Regions from separate parts of the Mus musculus genome. Here region 1 is linked to region 2. The links are chromatin loops, found by intact Hi-C in ENCODE. Cell type or tissue: heart. All regions are shown on one strand. Links, peaks and the distances in the headings refer to the core of each region. The heading gives the core; the rest is flanking DNA.

Region 1 (9,751 bases), core at 2,602-7,601, 48 kb after region 2:
GTCACAGCAGGGAACATTTCTGCAGGAAGGCATGGCACTGGAGCAGTAGTGGAGAGCTTAGATGCAGATCAGAAATCAGAGATAGTTAACGGGAAAGGCGTGGGCTTTTGAAGCCTCAAAACCCACCCCCAGTGACACACCTCCAGCAAGGCCACACCCACTAATCCTTCCCAAAAAGTTCTACCAACTGGGGGCCAAGTATTCAAATACATGAGTCAATTGGAATCTTTGTCCTTCAAACCACCACAGAGGCTAGCCTTAAACTTCTGATCTTCATGCCCCTATCTCCCAAGCATTAGAATGGTAGATGTGTTCCACCATGCCTGGCTTCCTTTACATTTTTTATGCATTAAAATTCTTATGCTTTCATTGTAGTAAAAAGAAAAACAAAACCAGAAAAAAACCAAACACCTGCATATAAGCAAGTAAGAAAATAGCACTGATTTTTTCATATCTTATTAATTAACATGCTAAGCCCCTCTGTGTATAGGTGTATAAGCCTCACACACTCATGGGTACAATGGAAATATGTACATCCGAGACCCTCAAAATCCTAGGTATATGCATATACATAACTGATCTTTTTAAAAAATGGGTTATTGGACTGGAGTATAAAAGAAAGGTATAACATGACCATATCAGCAGTGTCGGTAAATACAACTCTGCACTGTCCCTCTAACAGGGACTTACTCCATTATGTGGTATGAATGCATTTACTAAGTAAACCCCAAAGTAAATATTTTGAGTTCCATGACTTCTCACTCTGACAAACAGTGCTATGACAGCCACCTACATAACTCTCTGTGTTTCTCACTTATGTCCCCTTGTAGGGAAACAAAAGCTTGCGCTCTTAGATCACAAACTCCTCCAGAAGAGGCCGAGCCCACCTGCACCAGGCTGCTTCCAGCTACTGAGGAGGAACTGACAAAGGATTTTTGGTCTAGCATTAGAAGCACAAAGAATAAACAAGGAATGGAGTTCTCAGAGCTGAGACGACAGGGAGCAGCTGCTTCTGAGATGTGAAAATACCATTGACTTATGAAGAGGATGCTGGGATCTCACTCAGCCAGCAAAGTGCTGATGCACGAGGGTGGGGACATGCGTGATAGTGCCTGAGACCAGGATGGAGGTCTCCTGGAAAGCGAGGCCAGGGATGCTGGTGAACACTTGTAAATCCCAGCTCTGAGGTGAAGGGGGCAGGTGGGATGCCTGGAGCTCACTGACCTGCCAGCCTCACTGAATTGTGAATTCCAGGCCAGTGAGACATCCTGTTTCCAAAAAGGAGAGTAGAAAAGGTATATCATGACTGCGCGCACACGCACGCACACGCACGCACACGCACGCACATGCACGCGCACACACACACACACATCTAGGAACTTGAACAGCATAGGTTTGTTAAGGGAAGATTACATTTCAGATTAAAAAATTACTTTTGATAGTAACTTTCTTTTTTTCCCCTTAACAGGGCTTAAGACGTGTACACATGAACACAAGGGGTTGCAGAGATGGCTCAGAGGTTAAAAGAACTAGTTTCTCTTGCAAAGGACCCAGGTTCAATTCCAAGCACCCATATTGAGGGCTACAACCATCTATAGCACATATCTGAGGGGACCTGCTGTCCTGTTCTGACCTCTCTGGGCACCAGGTATAAACATACAATGAAGGGTAAAAAAACATACAAACTTAAAACAAAACAAACAACCAAAAATCTTTAAAAATTAATGATTGCAAAGCATGACAAAGCCAGTCACCCCACTGCCCCTGTTACCTGGCTTCTCCAGTCTGCGTTTCCAGTTGGTTCACCCAAGCCTTGTACACCTCCACAGGGTTGGTGTTAATGACCAGGGCCTTGTCCTCAATGATCTCTTTCACCACTGGTGCCAGGAGCTGGCGCAGGGTGTTCTGTCCCCGGGCGCCTCTGTTGAAGCTGACAACCATCTTGATGACTGTAGGGTTGCCTGTCACTATGTCTTGTACCTGGTCCACCTTTGATCTGGGAAAGCCCAAGTCAAAACAAGATGGTTGACTTCTTTGGAGAGAGGTTTAAACAAGATAGACTATCCAAGGCACCTAAGAGCTTTGTTAAGTGTCTTAATCAGGGTTTCTATTCCTGCACAAACATCATGACCAAGAAGCAGTTGGGGAGGAAAGGGTTTATTCACCTTACACTTCCACATTGCTGTTCATCACCAAGGGAAGTCAGGACTGGAACTCAAGTAGGTCAGAAAGCAGGAGCTGATACAGAGGCCATGGAGGGATGTTCTTTACTGGCTTGCTTCCCCTGGCTTGCTCAGCCTGCTCTCTTATAGAACCCAAGACTACCAGCCCAGAGATGGCACCACCCACAAGGGGACCTTCCCCTTGATCACTAATTGAGAAAATGCCTTACAGCTGGATCTCATGGAGGCATTTCCCCAACTGAAGCTCCTTTCTCTGTGATAACTCCAGCCTGTGTCAAGTTAACACAAAACTAGCCAGTACATGGAGTTTTATTTTTCTTCATATGAAACAGAATTAATACGGTTGCAACATAAGCTGCCACTTATAAGATGTGCACTTCTTACCCAAGCAACTCAAGGCCTGGAAAATTAAGCTACAGCTTCAGTCTCATCCTACAGGGAGGAACAAGCTGCAAATGGACGACGACTAAGATAGTGGGTGACCCTGTCCTTCTGCTCACCCCGGGCAGCCCTGTCCCTCTGCTCACCACAGGCGACTGTCCTTCTGCTCACCATGGGTGGCACTGTCCCTCTGCCCACCATGGGCAGCACTGTCCCTCTGCTCACCATGGGCGACCCTGTCCCTCTGGTTCACCTCATTTTGAAGTTTTTCTTGGGTGAACAAATTGCCTCAATGTCTTCAGATGCCCTTTAAGGTCACTGCCATGTGGCATCTGGCTGCATCCCATAGCTGAGCTGCCTGACTCTGAAGACCTCCTCTGTCTAAGACTAACTGTTCAGCAGAGATCGCAACCTCTGCCCTACTTGCTGAAGATGCTGCTACTCAGAATTAGAAAGTAATGCCTCTCATTAACTTTCCATAAGTTTTCACTTGTGGGAGGCGGAGACAATCAAAGCTGATTCGGTTGGATCTCTGGTAGGAGAAATCTGCAGCTAACAATAGCTCCAAAAAACTTGAAATTCAACTATCAATCAAAATTCCACTTCAGTCTGACAGACCTTGATGCATTTCGACAGTATTTTGAATGGAATTCTTAAAGTTATGTGTGTCAGCCTGAGCTAGCCCACCGCTATCATGAGCACCTGCCTTGGTGCTTTCTCGTGGGCTTTATACCTACTTGATTTCTTCCTCCAGCGCAGTTTTGAAGAGCTTGAGCAACAGGTATTCTTCCCTCTGGTTAGAGGCGTAATTGTATAGAGTGAAGATAACCGTGTCCATGAATTTCGTCGACTTGTTCTGTGGCATCTGGAAAATCAGCTTAGCCAGGTATGAAGGTTTGGTCTACAAGAGAAGGTGGGAGCCGTCAGCTAGAGGCTGATGTCTACGAAAGCAGAGCGTGGCATCTGATTCTCGGCTCTCCCGTGACTGAATGTGTCGTGAGGAACAGATGGGTCCTAGCACACAGCCTCTGGCAGAGATCAGCTAATATTATACAATGACAGTTTAGGAAGCTACATTGAAACATTATAACATGTTAGTGCTGCTTATTACATGGTTTGTTTGCTATAGTCGTCTTTTATACATTTTTGTACTTTTAACGACATATAATGTTTATTAGAGAGACACAGAAGAGGAGGTGGGCCCATAGAATCTGAACTGAGGAGAAAGGAACAGACTGAAGTAGCCAAGCTGGCCTAGAAAGATTGACAGGTAAACAGAAGGAAATACACACCATCTGTGCCTAGAAGGAGAAAGAAAAGGCCCTGCTTACACATGGAGACAGTGAGCCAGCCCGCCATGACATTCTCCAAAGAGGGAGAAAGAATAAGGCTGGGGAGGGTGGGGGTGGGGTCAGAATAGCCAACAAGAGAAATTCCAGAAAGAACATGAGTCAAAACAAGGACCCACCTGCCCCCAGCCCCCCCCCCCAAGAATAAAAGGAGTTCAAGAAATTGACAGGAATTTAAAGACAACAGAGTTCCAGAGAAGAGAGTGAAATTAGAGCCAGCCTTTGGTCTAAGCGTCTTCCTCTGGCAGCTTTGCCGGCTGGACCAAAGTTAAAGGAGAAAATATAGTGTATACAGAGAGAGAGGAATTCACACAGAAAGATGGGCCACTCTTCTTCTCACTGCTCGTGAGAAAAGACAATGGTCAATGTTAGTATGCTTGGCAGCTAAGACTCACTCAGGATGCCCTAGCTGCGTGGCCTGAAGGTTTCCAAGAAAAACCAGATCCTGGTTTCTGTTGCTACTCTAGTTTTGAGATCAGAGTGTTGGGATAAAGTTCTGTGCATAAAATACCCTGGACTCTATTTTCTTTTTAATTTAAAAACTTTTTTTTTAAATGTGTGCGTCTGCTTGCCTGCATGTGCACTTTATGTGCAGGTGTTGGAGACCACGAGAGGGTGTCAGATACCCCAGAACTGGAGTTACACATACCCCAGAACTAGAATTACAGACGCCAACTCAAGTGGATGCTGGGAGCCAAACCTGGGTCATCTGCAGTGCTCTTGGCCACTGAGCCATCTCTCCAGCCCAGGACAATGTTTTCCTAGACTGCTAGCCTCTTTTCTACTGATAACTAAATGTAGGTATCATGGTTTTAAAAGAATTTATTTCCCCGTGTAGCTCGTGCTAGAGACACAGACCTAAGCACGTCCTCTCCTGGCTGGACAGCTGTGGAGAAGAGTCCCGACTAACGTGTGATCATAGGGCGACAGGAATCCAGGCCATTTTCTTTCCTACCATTTCATCACTGGCCTTGGACTCAAGGAGAGGTAAAGGCCTGGACTACAAGCAGCTGAGGAGTTCCTCCGACTTAAACACTCAGCCACGGCTTGACCACTACTCTAAATTGGATAAGCAAAGCATCTCTGCTTAAGGTGGCCACAGTGGAGGTGGCGGTGGGGGCGGGGGGGGGGCAGGGGGCGGGGAGCAGGGAGCGGGGAGTGGGGAGGGGCTCTTCCTTTAGGGAAAGGTTGCAGGTCAGGAGTGAATTGCACAGGCAAAGGTAAAAGCACGGATATTTTTCCTCCTATGCTGCCACATAGTGGCCATCAGAGGCACATATATCCATTTGAAGTCATTCTCCAATCTGTTATTTAGTACTTTCCGTGGGGCTCTTGCATGCAGTGAGTTCTTCTAAGTATCCGATCCAGGGAACAACAAAGGTTCAGGCACCTGCAGGCCTGGAGCCACACAATGAACTACTACTGGCCCACCTCTTTGAGGGTGGGTGGTTTTCCTGCTGGTGTGGAGTCTGCTGCTAATGGCTTGTACTTGCCCAGGTCCCTCAGTGTGTAATCAGATTGTCAACAGGGAACAAACCAATAGCCAGCCCATCAAAGTCCAACCATAATCCGGTACCCTGGATGCCATGTCAAATTATGACTCATTCGGCTCAGAAAATAATGCCATGAAAATAATGACGTCAAAATAGTCCCACCTCTCTGGCTCTGGCTCCCAAAGGAGGAGGTCTGTCCCTGGCACAGATTTGCTTTTCTAGTGACTAGTTTTGTCATCGGTTGACATGAAACCTTTAATGGCATGCTGAGGTCATCATGATGAACTTCACGTTGCTTCTGCACATCACTGAGGTACAGTGCAGTTGTGAAGGGAGCGAGCCTGAAGGCTAACTGCCTGCATGCTGCCTACTGTTTATTGGTTGGGTCTGAGGTTTTTCATCTGCAGTATGGGAAGAATGCCATTCCTTATCCTGATGCTCAGGGCTAGGTCAAGAATTCAATGAGTTACTCTACATAAAGCACCTAACGTTAACGGTTAGTACTTAGTAAAGCATTTCCTAAGCTATTATTATAAATGTTATACAAAGCTGTTATTATGATGTTCACATAGAGCATGTAACTAAGCTGTTGGCTGGAGCATGGGCGAGGATCCATAGTGGGAAGCTTGTTGTTTATCCACAAGCCAGAGTGGAGGAGAAGCTCGCTCACCTGGAGGAGGTAGAACAGTTGCTGGTAGGTCTCCAGTGTTTTCCGTCTCTCCTTACTCAAGCTTTTAATTCCCTTGTTGTCAGTGTTATTCAGTATTTCTATTTCACCACCTTTTTTCTTATTCAGCTTTTTTCTGTGTGAGATTACATCCTGTGAAGAATTTTATGACATCGTTATTTTTACCTTGGTACACTTTATCATTTTCCTACACACACACACACACACACACACACACACACACACACACACACACACACACACACACACATTCTGTCTCTGTCTCTGCCTCTCCCCCCCACAACCTCCTTGGGTTTGAATAGGATGGCCCCCATAGACCTCAAGTGTTTGAATGCTTGGCCCATAGGGAATGGCACTATTAGGAGGTGTGGCCTTCTTGGAGTCAGTGTAGTCTTGCTGGAGGAAGTGTGTCACTGTGGGAGTGGGCAATGAGGTCTCATATACTCAAGCCCTGCCCAGTGTGGAACACATTTTTCTGTTGCCAGTGGATCAAGATGTAGAACTCTCGGCTCCTCCAGCACCACGTCTGCCTGCATGCTGCCATGCTTTCTGCCATGATGAAATGGACTGGACCTCTGAAACTGTAAGCCAGCCCAATTAAAAAAAAATTTCTTTTTCTTTAAAATAAGAGTTGCCTTAGTCATGGCGTCTCTTCACAGCAATAAAAACCAAACCAAGACCCACCACAACGTGCATTTTCTGTTTCCTTCCCCTGGAAACAAAGGAAGAGGGGACCTTGAAATTAAATTAAATTGAAGAAGTGCCCCTGGTAGATGAGTTCAGGCTTTGCCATAGGCTTTATCCAAAGCTGTACTTGTTTGCTCTCAGGATTTAATGCAGGCATCAGAAAATTAAATGAAGAAAGAGTACTCTTTTTAAAAACATGATGGTGGAACAGCTAGATACTTACATCCTCCAGGAAAGAGTCAGACCCCCTACCTCACAGCACAAGAACCTCAAAACAGAAACACACACAGGAGCAGAAATGACCAACCCCGAGAAAGGAAAACTAGCCAGCAATTTTGACTTTGGACTGAACAACGGATTCTCCACTATAATACAATATAAGTTACAAAAGGAACAACAAAATCAGCCATCATCAAAGCTAAAAAGTTTCATGACTTTCCAGGATGAGAGAAAATGCCTGCAGATTAGAGAAACATGCTCTTTTTCTTTTTCCTTTTCTTTCTTCTTCTTTTTCTTTTTCCTTTCCTTTTTCTTTTCTTTTCAAGACAGGGTTTCTCTGTGTATCCCTGGCTGGCCTGGAACTCAGAAATCCACCTGCCTCTGCCTCCCGAGTGCTGGGATTAAAGGCGTGTGCCACCACCGCCCGGCTTAGATGCTCTTGCAACCAAAAACTAGAAAGACTCAGAACTGAAATGCACAAAAAGGACTAGAGCTGGCACTTCCTGCATAAGATGTAAGATACACACATGGCTAAGAAGCACAGACGCTCAACGTTAATTTTGTTCTTGTTGTTCAGGGAGCATGTCAAAGTTTTCTTTTCCTGAATTTCTTCACAAAGTTCCCTTTGCTGATAGAAGTCATATTATTCAGGTAGTGTCTTTTCTGCTGTTCTACTGTAAGCCATCGCCTTGTCCCTAGTCTTCCAGGACACCTTTTAGTGGTTACATAGTATAGACGTCAGGCTGAATTCATGGTTGAAGTAGTTAATCTTCGGGGCAGCCTAGGGGGACTCCTCTGGCATGTCAATGAGGGTGTTTGCAGGGAGATGTAGACAAGGAGGGAAGATCCATCTTCAGTGTGATGGCACCAGCCCAGAGGCTGGGGCCTCAAAGGAAATAAAATAGAAAATGGGGCCAGCGGACCAGCACCCACGTTCCCCCTCTCTGCTTCCGGCATGTGGAGGCAGTGAGCAGCTGCCACACACTCCTGCTGCCTCAGCCCCACCCGGCAGCTGTCATGGCCTCGATGGACTGTACCCGCAAACTGTGAGCCAAGAGGAACCTGTCCCCAAAACTAAATTTTCAAAAGCAGAAAGAAAAGTTACTAATTCCTTGACTAATTCATTGTGGTTTCTGGTGGATGACAGAGGTTCTGCTCTTGTAGGATGATTGAATGATCTTGAAGGTAGAAATTTTGAATGGCTTTCTGCTCATTCATATAGGTGTGTTTGTAAGTACTGGAGCCTGGAATCGAGGTGTTCTGCATATATGCACAATGTATTTTTCCATACACAAAATTGTCTAGGATTGTTGCAGCTGCTGTGTGCATTGGGAGCAGACCACACTTGTCCTGCATTTTGCAGGGACTTGGACACGAGGCTCTGACTGCTCCACCCTTCAATGTATCAGGATCATCTGTAGCCTTCTTATCTCAGTCAATAGTGATTCTGGGAAAAGACCCGAGTCCCTGGCAGCCTTGCTGTGCTGCCTGCTGTCATCAGGCTGATGTACTTTCCTATTAGTACATTTCATATGTATTTCATACCTAATATTTCGTATTAGAACGGTGAAATACTTAACACAAAGGCCTTGGCTTTATTATAAAGGTATGTATGGGCATAGGTTTTATCATATGAGAGTTTCATTTCAGAACCTGTACCACCTTGAAGGATGCCAATCTTGTCAGCGTGGTTAAAAAGATTTACAAATACGTCATAGGCAAGGGGCATGAAAATGAGTAACTTATAACAAAAAATGATAAACCTTGGGCAATATACGCAAAATTCCCAAAGCGCTTTCCTGAACCAGTCCTCCTGAGCACACACACACATACACACACACACACACACACACACACACACACACACACACACACACACACACACACACACACACTTCTCTCCTGGGAGCTGAGGGAGGGGCTCACTGCTCTCTGACCTCCAGCGTAATCCTGTTCTTCACCAGCAGTCCAATCTTGATGTCCATTAGGTTCAAGTCCTTCTCCAGCTGCTGATTGGCCCTGATCTTCGTCACTACTTCTTCTCGTAGCCTGGCTACCTCCAGCTCCTCCTGGAAATCCAAGTCACTCTGGTCCAACAGGTACACGAACTTTCGGATTACTGTTAATGGTGGGTTTTCGGAGCCAACTGTGGGGAGAAGAGCAGGCATATTTCAATTCAGGATTATCATGAGCAGGATAAGCAGCTGGCTCTGCAATTAAAATATTACTACAAAAATACGCCAACCAACATATGCAGTCTGTGGTGTGGCTCATTCTCCATCAGTGAGAGCCAGATAAGCAAAGCCACATAAACAAATGCACAAAACTGATAATGCCTGGGCCCCACTGTGTTCTATTTATCTAATTCTCACTAGCCAGCCCTCCCCCGACTGTCACCAGGCTCAGACACTGAACAGACAGTACTATCTACGTCTTATTGATGAGGAAAGAAAGTTAACCAGCAGACCTTGGCTCTAAGACCTGGTGGCTGAACCAGATAGATTAAAATTCTGGCTGCCAGGAGCAGGAAGCAGTTTCTCTCAGCACAAAGGATCTCTGGGAAGGAGCCAGAATTAGGCAAAAACCAACAAGGAAAGACAAAGAAGAGGGGCCTCTAAGAGCCAAGCAGGAATCATCCCAAGGGTGACTGGGGGAATGCTCTACTTGACAGAAGGGCAAAGATCTTAGAAATTGAAATTTGGTTATTGTCCTTTTAAGCACAGACCAATGGGAGCTGCTGAGAACCCAGAA
Region 2 (9,751 bases), core at 2,597-7,596:
TCCACTAAATACCAGACATGTCCCTTGCTTTTTACCTTATAACTTTATTTTATAAATGATAATTTCGAGGCACAGAGAGGTTAAGTAACTTATTCAAGATCACACAGCTAGTCTGTGGAAGAGCAAGGATTTGAACCTAGATAGGCATGAAGGCTTAATATCCTCTTACCACAATGAATCATCTGTGCTCTATTTTCACTTTTGTTTTTATGCTTATTTTGGGGGTCAAACCTGCCTGTTACTTGGAAATTCTGGGGTTTACTGGCTTTGGCTAGATACAAACCCCTGTGCACAACTCAGCCCTCCTAGGCATACATAGGAAGTGGACAAGCACCCACAGAGATGAGTGAAAAACCTTCTGCATGTGTACATAAGTGTGTACGCATATAATCATGTGTGTGCATGTAGAAGCTGGAGGAGAGCAGCAAGAGTCTTGCCCATTGCTCTGAGCCTTGCTGCATTGAGGCAGGCTCTATCACTGAACACGAAGCTCTCCATTTTGTCTAGGCAGGCTAACTGGCCAGAGAGCTTTCAAGATCTGCCCACTTCTGTCATCCAGTGCTGGGGCTGGGTGCTTGTGATTCAACTCAGAGCCTCCTGCTTGCACACCAAGTCCTCTTACCTACGCAGCGCCTGGACCCTCAGTAGGGAACCTACTCAGCCTCTGGGGACCCTCCAATGCAACCTTTAATAGGATGTTCTGGATGGGGCCTACCTAAGAACAGCAGAACAAATCAGTAAGGCAGAGTTCAAGGCAGAATGTCCTGGAGGCTGCTGCCTCTCTGGCACACCCTGGAGCTTTCAGACAGGCCAGGAGGAGCTGCAGGCAGGCCTGCTACAGGAAGTTATTGTAGCGTTCCCAAAGCACAGGGATATGCACACTAGTCTGTAAGACTCTTGCCCGGAGGCAGGAGACAGATGTGGCGTTAGGATGCTCATGGGCCTCCGTGAAAGCCACTGTGACCCCTGTGGTCTGTTCTCTGCCCTGAGTCACCATCCCCAAGGTTCCTGTCCCCAGAAAGCCACCGTCTATGCTCTAATCAACAGCAAGACATCAAAGACCAACTCAGGATCAGTGTGTCCCAGGGTCCACAGTCCATCCCAGACTTCAGCTGTCCCGCTACCCCAGCCTTTCTGCAGTCAGTGAGCCTGAACTGAAATAACGGACCCTAAACAAGATAGAGATTCATAAATGACACTTCTGAGAAAGCACAGCTCTTCTGGCTAGGCCTTGAGTTTGCTCCTTAGGACGAATCACTGTCCCAGCTATGCTAGGTTAAAATTCCAGCAGAGATTGAGCAATGGCTATGAAATCCAATTGTAGGGGTTGCCACAAGTTTTTAAAATCTTTTTACTTATTTGTAATTATGTGTATTGTGTGTGTGCGTGTGCGTGTGCTTTGTGTGTGCGCGCACATGTATGTGTCTTAGGGGTGGTATGTGCACATGCGTGCGGTTGCTCACAGGGGCCTGAGGTGTCTAGCCGCCTTGAGGCTGGAGTCACATGGGTGTCATGGATGTTATTATGCATATTTCAACTGTGCCACAAAGTAAAATGTATTTCTCACTTATGGCTGGCTAGCAAAACAGACAGACAGACAGAAACAAAACAAAACAGAAACCATGTTTCTGTAATACTCTAAAATCCAATTTGCAACTTGTCACAAACTTTAAATATATATTCTATAGTGTCTTTTCCTAAAGCTGTACAGAATTGCTTGTTGCCATGTGCAACTCATAGATGAGTTTAAGACGGCAAAGTTACCTTTGAAAGCCAATAACACACACAAGGTTACAGGGGATTTGCAGGATATAAGGATGCAGGGATAAACCCTTTACCTCAAAACTCCGGCATCGTAGTGCCTACTTGTATCTCTAGAACCTGAGAGGCTGAGGCAGGAGGATTTGAGTTTAACGCCAGCCTGTGCTGCACAGCAAATCTTGTTTCAAAAAACAAACAGGACTGGAGAGATGGCTCAGAGAGAACACTTGTTACAACAAAAGCCCGAGGGACTAAGTTCCCATCGCAGCACCCATGTATGACTGTTATCCTAGTATGTGTGTGTGTGTGTGTGTGCTCGCACACTAGCACTGGAACTTACTGACACAGGCTTGCACATAACCCCTCCTCCAGCCATGAACTTGTTAACTCTACTGGGTTTAGTAGAGAACTACAGCAAGGCAGGACGTGGGGAGCAGTGAATCCTGGAAAAACACCTGGCTTATAGGGAAAGCCATTTATTCTGTCAGTTCTAGCAAGAGGAAGTAAAAAACTGAATAAAAGAGAGTTACTAAGGAACAAAAGAGATGTGAGCTCCAAACGAAGAGAGTAGCAACATCAGACACCCAGGTTTCTGGTGAACCCCATTATTTTGCGGTCCTTTTGCTTAGAACCCAGCTAAGCTCCAGTTCACCAGGGCAGCAGGAACCGAAGAGGCCCGGGGTGGGGAGGAAGGTGAATGGGAGGAAGATTTTTGGAAAAGAAGCAAGTCCTGGGCTTTAAAAAGAGCAAGTTCACATGACAGACCCAGGCAGGAGCAGCTAGGGCGGGAGGTTCCTACAGAGTAGCGGTTCACGGTTCACGGTTAAGAGGACATGCGAAGTTGAGAAAAGCCGGCTGGTCTGGAGTGACATGGGAGAAGAACCCAGAGCGGGCAACATTCTTGAGGAGCGATTAGAGACTGGGTGAAGTGAGGAATATGTCAGGGGAAGTAGAGCAAGGCTGGGGCCCGTCTTGTACAGGGACCTCTTGCTTCTTGCCAAGGGACTGGGCTTGGCCTAGAGATAAGGATGGCCGTCTCTGAAATCCCAAGGCACTTGGCCACAGTTACCCACAGCCATTCTCTCTTTATGCAGCGGTAAGGAGAAGCAGATTTGTTTTTGGCTGAGTTTGTGAGTTCACTTATTGTCTGTACCCAATGTAGGGGGACCACTCCTATAACTCCCCCCCCCCCTCAAGGCAGGCCACTCAATCTCTCTGGGCCTTATTTTTAGAATCAGAGAAAGGGGATAAATGTCTCCTTATCATACCTATGATCTGTGCTGGCCACATCTCATAGTCTATATTTTAAAAGGCCTGTCCCAAAATAAAAGCGAGGAAGTAACCTAAAGTTATGTGAGCTCGCACCTCCATGTACACTTTGGATCGTCCTCCCCCTCACGGCTGCTGATGATTAAGGTCTAAGGTCGGCTACCCAAACACAGGCAGGCTGGTTAGCTGCTGCTCGGCGTGGGGGCCCTCTGTGGGGCTCTGAGTTTTCCCATGAGCACCACTCAAGCTCACACTGAAGAAAGACAGACAACAGGAAACACCCCACTCTTTGTCACCTCCTAATCCTTACATGTGGGAGCACCGAAGTGCACATTCTTTCAGAGATAACAAAAACTGAAGAAAACCCACTAGATTTTCTTCAGCGTGAAAGGAACGGCTAAAGGTGTCCCTACTAAGAAAGTCGAAACAATTGGGAACTTTACAGGCTACGCCTCTGCTTTGGAGAAAAGAGAAAATATTTGACGAAATAAGTCGACCAAACTAATTTATTTGGTCAAACTGGCAGATATTTAAAAATACACTGTAAGTAACGAATGTCCTTGCGGCAGATGAGAAATTCCATTGAAAAAAACTAAGACTAGATAATTTCTAGGTGCGCCTGATTCTGAAGAGGGGTCCCTTTTCTCCATGCAGAGAAACAGGTTTCCGATAACAAAGACCTACTCCACTCCCTGCAACCAGAAACCTTCATCACCTCCTGGGTACCAGGCCAAGCTGGGGGCTGTCCGGTCTTTATTGTGTGACTGTGAATTTTTTCTTTCACATCGCTTTTCCCTCCTTGTAAATCAAACGAGAAAACGAGTTTCCATCAAAGCAAAAACTTGAGGAGAGTGGTTCCACTGCACACCGAAAGCCCAGAATCACAAGACCCTTTCTTTCTGAAGGTGGTCTTGTAAAACAGGCCACACAATGACAATTAAAGCGACTGTGGAGACCGTTCCGCGGACCCTCGGGCCCCTCTCCGGATCCAACACCCGGTGGCCCGCGGACTGCACCCTCCAAAACCGAGTCCAAAAGAGCATCGGCCGTGCGGGGAGTGGGGAGGATATGGTGCGCCCCACATGGATGTGACTAGGGGAACCTCTAGATCTCGGCCCAAATGACTGTTTGGCTCCTGGGGGAAACTGAGGCAGGGTTGCAGCCAGGAGCACCCCCTCACGGAGCTGGCGCAACCTAAAACTTCTGATAGCTTCCCCCATGCTCACCCACCCGCAGCTCTTACCTGGCTGGCTCATAGGGACGCGGGAAGACAGCAAGGGACCGCACAGGCTGAGGCCGAGGGCGACGATCAGCAAGCGCCGGGGCCCCATTGTCCCAAGGCTGCCCGCGCGGCCCGGCGCCCGCCGTCGCCTACTTCTTTCTGAGTAGCTCGGTCGGAGCCTGCGGGTGACTAGAGGCGACTGCGCGGCCCCTGGGTGAGTATTTGGAGGCGGTTCAGGGGCGTGGGGCGGGGCTCCGCGGGCTGTGCGCGTGCCCGCAGTCTCCGCTCGTGCCCGCAGCCCCTCGCTCCGGAACCCAAGCGGCAGACCGCACCAGATGCTCGCTCCTCCCCAGTCTCCCCTTGTCCCACCCGGTGTGGTTGAGCTGCAAGCCTGGGAGTGACTCAGCCCCTCGGGGTCTTCGGAGAGCGCCTGCGGCCGCTTCAATGACTCTCCTGGGACGTGGAGCAAGGGAAGCGAAGCTAGACGGGGACAGTCCCGTGGTGGTGCTCCAAGTCTCTTCTCCTCCCCGGCGTCTGGCTGCACACAAGTTTGGAGTTTAGCTAAAAGTTGGCTACTGACTTCTGTCCGTCCGTCCCCGTCCCCCGTCCCCCGTCCCCCCGTCCCCCCCGCCCCCCTGCAGTGACAAGGGTGTCCCCAGATATGTGGACAGAGTGCTTGACATTTCTCGAAATTCTTTTATTTTGCGAGCTTAGATGGATCACGTTGAGCCTTTGATCTTCCACACACGAGTGGAAGTGGACCAGGTATCCAGGCGCTGATTCACCAAGCTCTTGCTTACCGAACTCTGCCTCCCCTGGTGACCCAAGCCAGAGCCTCAGCCACAGGCCCCAACGCCCAGGGCTTTCTCACCAGAAAGATGTTGGGTGGGAAGAGGAGGGGTAGCACTGAGGAATTTTAAAGGGTCCTTCCCAGGTCCTTATGGTTTGTGCTTGACTACATTTCAGCGTTAGATATCAAAAGAAGGGGGGGGGTCATGGCTGAGGCCTAGCGAGAGGGAGCCCCAGCTTATTTTGTTTAGAAAGAGTCTAGTGAGGAAGACACCCCGGAAATTAATCCTGGTCCTCTACCCAGTTTCTGAAAGAGCCAGCTCACAGCTTAGCGCTCTGAAGTGCTGTGATTGTCTTAGGGTTTCTATTGCTGCCATGAAACACCACGACAAAAAGGCAGGTTGGAGAGGAAAGGGTTTATTTGGATTATATTTCCATATAAGTGTTCATCGGTAAAGGAAGTCAGGACAGGAACTCAAAACAAGGCAGGACCCTGGAGGCAGGAGCTGAAGCAGAGGCCATGGAGGGGTGCCGCTTACTGGCTTGCTGTTCACGCTTGCTCAGCCTGCTTTCTTACAGAGCTCAGGACCATTAGCCCAGGGATAGTACCACCTACAATGGGCTGGACCTTTCCCCATCAATCACTAATTAAGAAAATGCGGAATCCCAACATTTGGATCAATGCAGAAAACAAGATCAGAGGCCATCTCCTCCCCTTACCCTCAGAGCTGCCTCACAATCTTCCTAAGTTGCTCTGTCAGTTGTGCAATCACCCAGCTAGACAATGCCATGTAAAATCCTTCCCACTGGAATCTTTTGAGAAAGCATATTTTAGGGTAAGTGGGGACAATTAGCACATGTCTGCACACAATAATAACATGGTATCGTTTTCTCACCTCTCTGAAATGCTGTGGGGGTTTTAGGTTCATCGCTTTTATGGACCACAGGCAAGAAAAAGAAAATTGCTGCAATTAACCCAAGGAATACGCTTGTAAGAGATGCTTCAGTTGATTGTAAAGACACTAGAATCAGGGCTGGCGAGATGGCTCAGTGGTTAAGGGCACTGACTGCCCTTCCAAGGGTCCTGAGTTCAAATCCCAGCAACCACATGGTTGGCTCACAACCATCTGTAATGGGATCAGATGCCCTCTTCTGGAGTATCTAAAGGTGGTGACAGTGTACTCACATCTATAAAATAAGATCTTTAAAAAAAAAATGTTTGAGCCAGGCAGTGGTGGCACACGCCTTTAATCCCAGCACCTGGGAGGCAGAGGCAGGAGGATTTCTGAGTTCGAGGCCAGCCTGGTCTACAGAGTGAGTTCCAGGACAGCCAGGGATACACAGAGAAACCCTATCTCAACGCCACCCCCCAAAAAAAAGTTTGAAAAAAAGGACACTGGAATTTTAAATAAAAGTGATAAAACACATGACAAGTTTTTTTGACAGTTCAAAGATACAAAGCATAGACCTTTTTTTTTTTTTCATCCACAGAGATGTTTCTAGACTCTGAAGCCTGAAAGCTAGAGATGCTAAACCCTGTCTGCAGGGGGCTTTCTACCTGTAACTCGTGCCGCATTGCTCCTTAGCATCAGAGTTAATCTGTTCTTTCACATGTCAGGATACCCTCTGTGCATCACTCTTTTGTGCTTCCGGTTCATTGCTGAATATAATGTTGCTTATTAGTCACAGAAGCTGAGATACTGGGACAGACACCGTCATACTGAAATGATTATTAACAAGGGTGTAGTGTATATCGTGTGGATACACTGAATAAAATCATTCATTCCTAAAACCCTGGGTTAGAGTGGAGTAAGTTTGAAAAACTTTAAAAGCTTTTTAAATGTGTTTTGCCTTGCATGTGTTTGTACCACGTGCATGCCTAGTGACCACAGAGTTCAGAAGAGGGCACTGGATTCCCTGGAACTGGAATTATAAATGGTTGTGAACCACTGTGTGGGTATTGGGAACTGAACAAGGCCCTCTGCGAAGAGCAACAAGTGCTCTTAACCCCCGAGCTGTCTATCCAGCCCCTGGAGTCAGTTTTCAGCATCCTCCCTAAAATGGCATTAAAACTTGTATTTTTGGAAAATTTCATTTAATATTTGGCTACTGATGAATTAAACTGTAGAGAGCAAAACTTGAGAAAACAAGAAGTGGCCTTCTGCCTTTGTCTGCGGTCTTCATGATTAATGTTAGGATTCTGTACATTATTCAATAATTACACAAATAAACATATGTAGGTCTACCTACCCTTTAAAAACATTGGACGAGCTGGAGAGAGAGCTTACAAGCAAGAGTACCCGAGTGACGTCCCCCGAACCACTGTGTATGAAAGCTAGGGTGGTACGTAAGTGTAATTCCAGCACTAGGGAGGCAAGCAGAGACATGCGGATCCCTGGGACTCCCTGGCCAAACCGCCTAGCCTACTCAGCGAACTCCAGGCTAGAAGGTGATCCTATCTCAAAAAAAGGTGGGTGGTCCCTGAGGAATGACACTTGAGGTTGTTCAGTGGCCTTCACATGCACTCACACACCTATGTGAACATGCATGATCACACATACACACACACACACACACACACACACACACACACACACGTGCACACACATACACATTGATGGTAGAAATGGTGAGAAGTGTTAAGAGGATGCTTTGGGGAGCTGCTATATTAGAACAAAGTGTACCCTGAAGAAAGAAGGCTCTTGAAACATTGAAGCCATTGCATTCTCCACATATTTCCTCAAGTGTCTCTCAGAATGTGGCAGCAGCACAGCCAGCAAAGGGAAGGGACAGAATGAGATATCTCCTCTCCTTAGCAGTCTCTAAGATTCCTGGATATTCTTTAGAGCTCTCTTTTTAAAATCTTATGTGTACGGTTGTTTTTCCTGCACGTGTGTCTATACACTTGTGTTCATGCAGTGTCTGCAGGGGCCAGAGAGGATATTTAGCTAACTCTGCGACTGAGGTCCACAGATGGTTTGTGAGCTGCCACGTGGGTGCTGGGTACTGAACCCCGGGTCCTCTGGAAGAACAGCAAGTGCTCTCAAGCACTGAGCCATCTCGCCAGCCCCTGATTATGAATTATGAGACCACTTAGAAAGGAATTTGAAAGTACCTTCAGAAGCAATTGTAACTTTTAGCATGTACGAATGTGGATCTCTGGACTCCATCCTGGACCAATGTACTGAAAACGCCCCTGGGCGAGGATGAGCTCTGAGAGCTCCCACACAAATATTTAGAGTAAGACATGGTATTCAGACATTAGCATGGATGGACCCAAGTCAGCGGGAAGATTTAACCCACAGCGCTGGGCTGTGTCTCCAGAGACTTTGATGCAGTTGGTCTGAGGCGCTGCTGCTGCTGCTGTTGCTGGGGATACTTGTGGGCTGTGGGTGGCAGTGAACATACTTTGTCAACCATAGCTTTAGAGAGAGCCAGAAAAACGGACTGTGGTTCCAAATCAGGCATGGTGGCACACACCTGCCGTCTCAGCACCAGAGAGACACAAGCAGGGGAGTTGTAGGTTCTAGGCCAGCCTGTGCTACTACATAGTAAGCCCTTGTCTGAAACAAAATCAAACAAACTAATATTCCACATTCATGTATCCTTCAGTGAACAAAAGTGGTTTGGTTTCAGATCTCTAAGGAGAGCCTGATCTGAGGGTGCCACACCCTTTATATTTAACTGCCTGATATTTGAGGATTATCAAACACCATCCTTTGTGAGACTTGAAATCATCTCTCAGTAGTTGTGGCCAATGGAATGCAAGTGCGGAGAAAAGGACGCCAAGTCCCTCAGCTTTAGTTCTTTGCCACTCACGCCCAACCTTTCTGTCACTTTTATAATGGATGTTCATTCGTTGTGAATGATGGACAAGCTCACCAGGGCTTCCCTACAAAGGAGTCTCAGCTTTACAGCGCCGTTCCCAATGGGATGATTTGCATACACTGGGCTTTTACAGTCCCCATTTTAACTTGCCTGGCACCAAACAGTGTGAGTCATTAGCCATCCTCCCCTGTTGATGGTTTGCACCAGTGTTTAAAAACAAACATGGCATCATCGCGGTGTAAATGTTAATCTCTGGATGTTAGGAGCACTGTTCCTTTTAGCCACTAACTCTACCTGTTTCGGGTATTGTTTCCATGGCTCTATTCAAAGCTCTCCAAAGATAACAGAATATTCTAGGAATTCACCTAGTCATTTCCTTTTATAGCAGCTGGTGGTGGTAATATGAGAGTCCATGTCCCATGAAACCACAGGAAGAAAGGAGAGGCACTTCCTGGTGTGCCTAAGACCTCCACATTCATTCTCCAAGCAAACAGTAGGTTTAAATAAATTCCAAACTAGCTAGGAGGAGACCTGTTTTTGTCTTTTGTTGTTACAAACTTGTATTGGTATTTTAGGTTTAGAAATAGTGTCTCTCATGATGGAATAACAAGTATTTCCATTAACTAGCCCCCAGGACAGTGGTAAGCACCTATATGGCCTAGGCCAAATTATTGAGCAAGGGCCAAATTTAGTATGTGTTTAAAACAAAACAAATGTTTTGTTCATCGGGTCACTGTGGTGCACACTTGTAATCCCAGCACTTGAGAGGCAAGGGCAGGACCACCAGGAGTTCAAGACCACCCTCAGCTACTTAGGTTCTATGGTGACTTTGACGTCAGCTGGGCTACATGAGATTCCGTCTTAAAACAGAAACTTCAGTTT

The links. Hi-C counts contacts between places; a loop is a spot of excess contacts. Peaks named below come from ENCODE experiments on the same cell type or tissue, not always from the same donor. Only the 100,000 strongest peaks of a DNase experiment are listed, where the experiment ranks them.
Region 1: a loop joins it to region 2, with 3 times the contacts of the local background. A loop is called at or near these places in 5 of 42 quality-filtered maps.

What each region holds. Positions count from the first base shown.
Region 1 is chr13:95,662,292-95,672,042 of GRCm38, forward strand. Iqgap2 (IQ motif containing GTPase activating protein 2) reads right to left here. Exons shown (of 36, transcript NM_027711.1): 21 at 8,938-9,146; 22 at 6,077-6,226; 23 at 3,302-3,465; 24 at 1,772-1,996. Among named protein-coding and RNA genes, the nearest start is that of Gm33074, 5.0 kb to the right of the region's middle. In heart, for the core only: a CTCF peak has its summit at 5,194; no DNase peak of the experiment used is centred there; H3K27ac peaks cover 608 bases.
Region 2 is chr13:95,614,014-95,623,764 of GRCm38, forward strand. It overlaps F2r (coagulation factor II (thrombin) receptor), which reads right to left and starts at 4,453. Exons shown (of 2, transcript NM_010169.4): 1 at 4,274-4,453. The coding sequence starts at 4,361. In heart, for the core only: no CTCF peak of the experiment used is centred there; DNase peaks (open chromatin) are centred at 2,652 and 4,508; H3K4me3 peaks cover 2,659 bases; H3K27ac peaks cover 3,509 bases.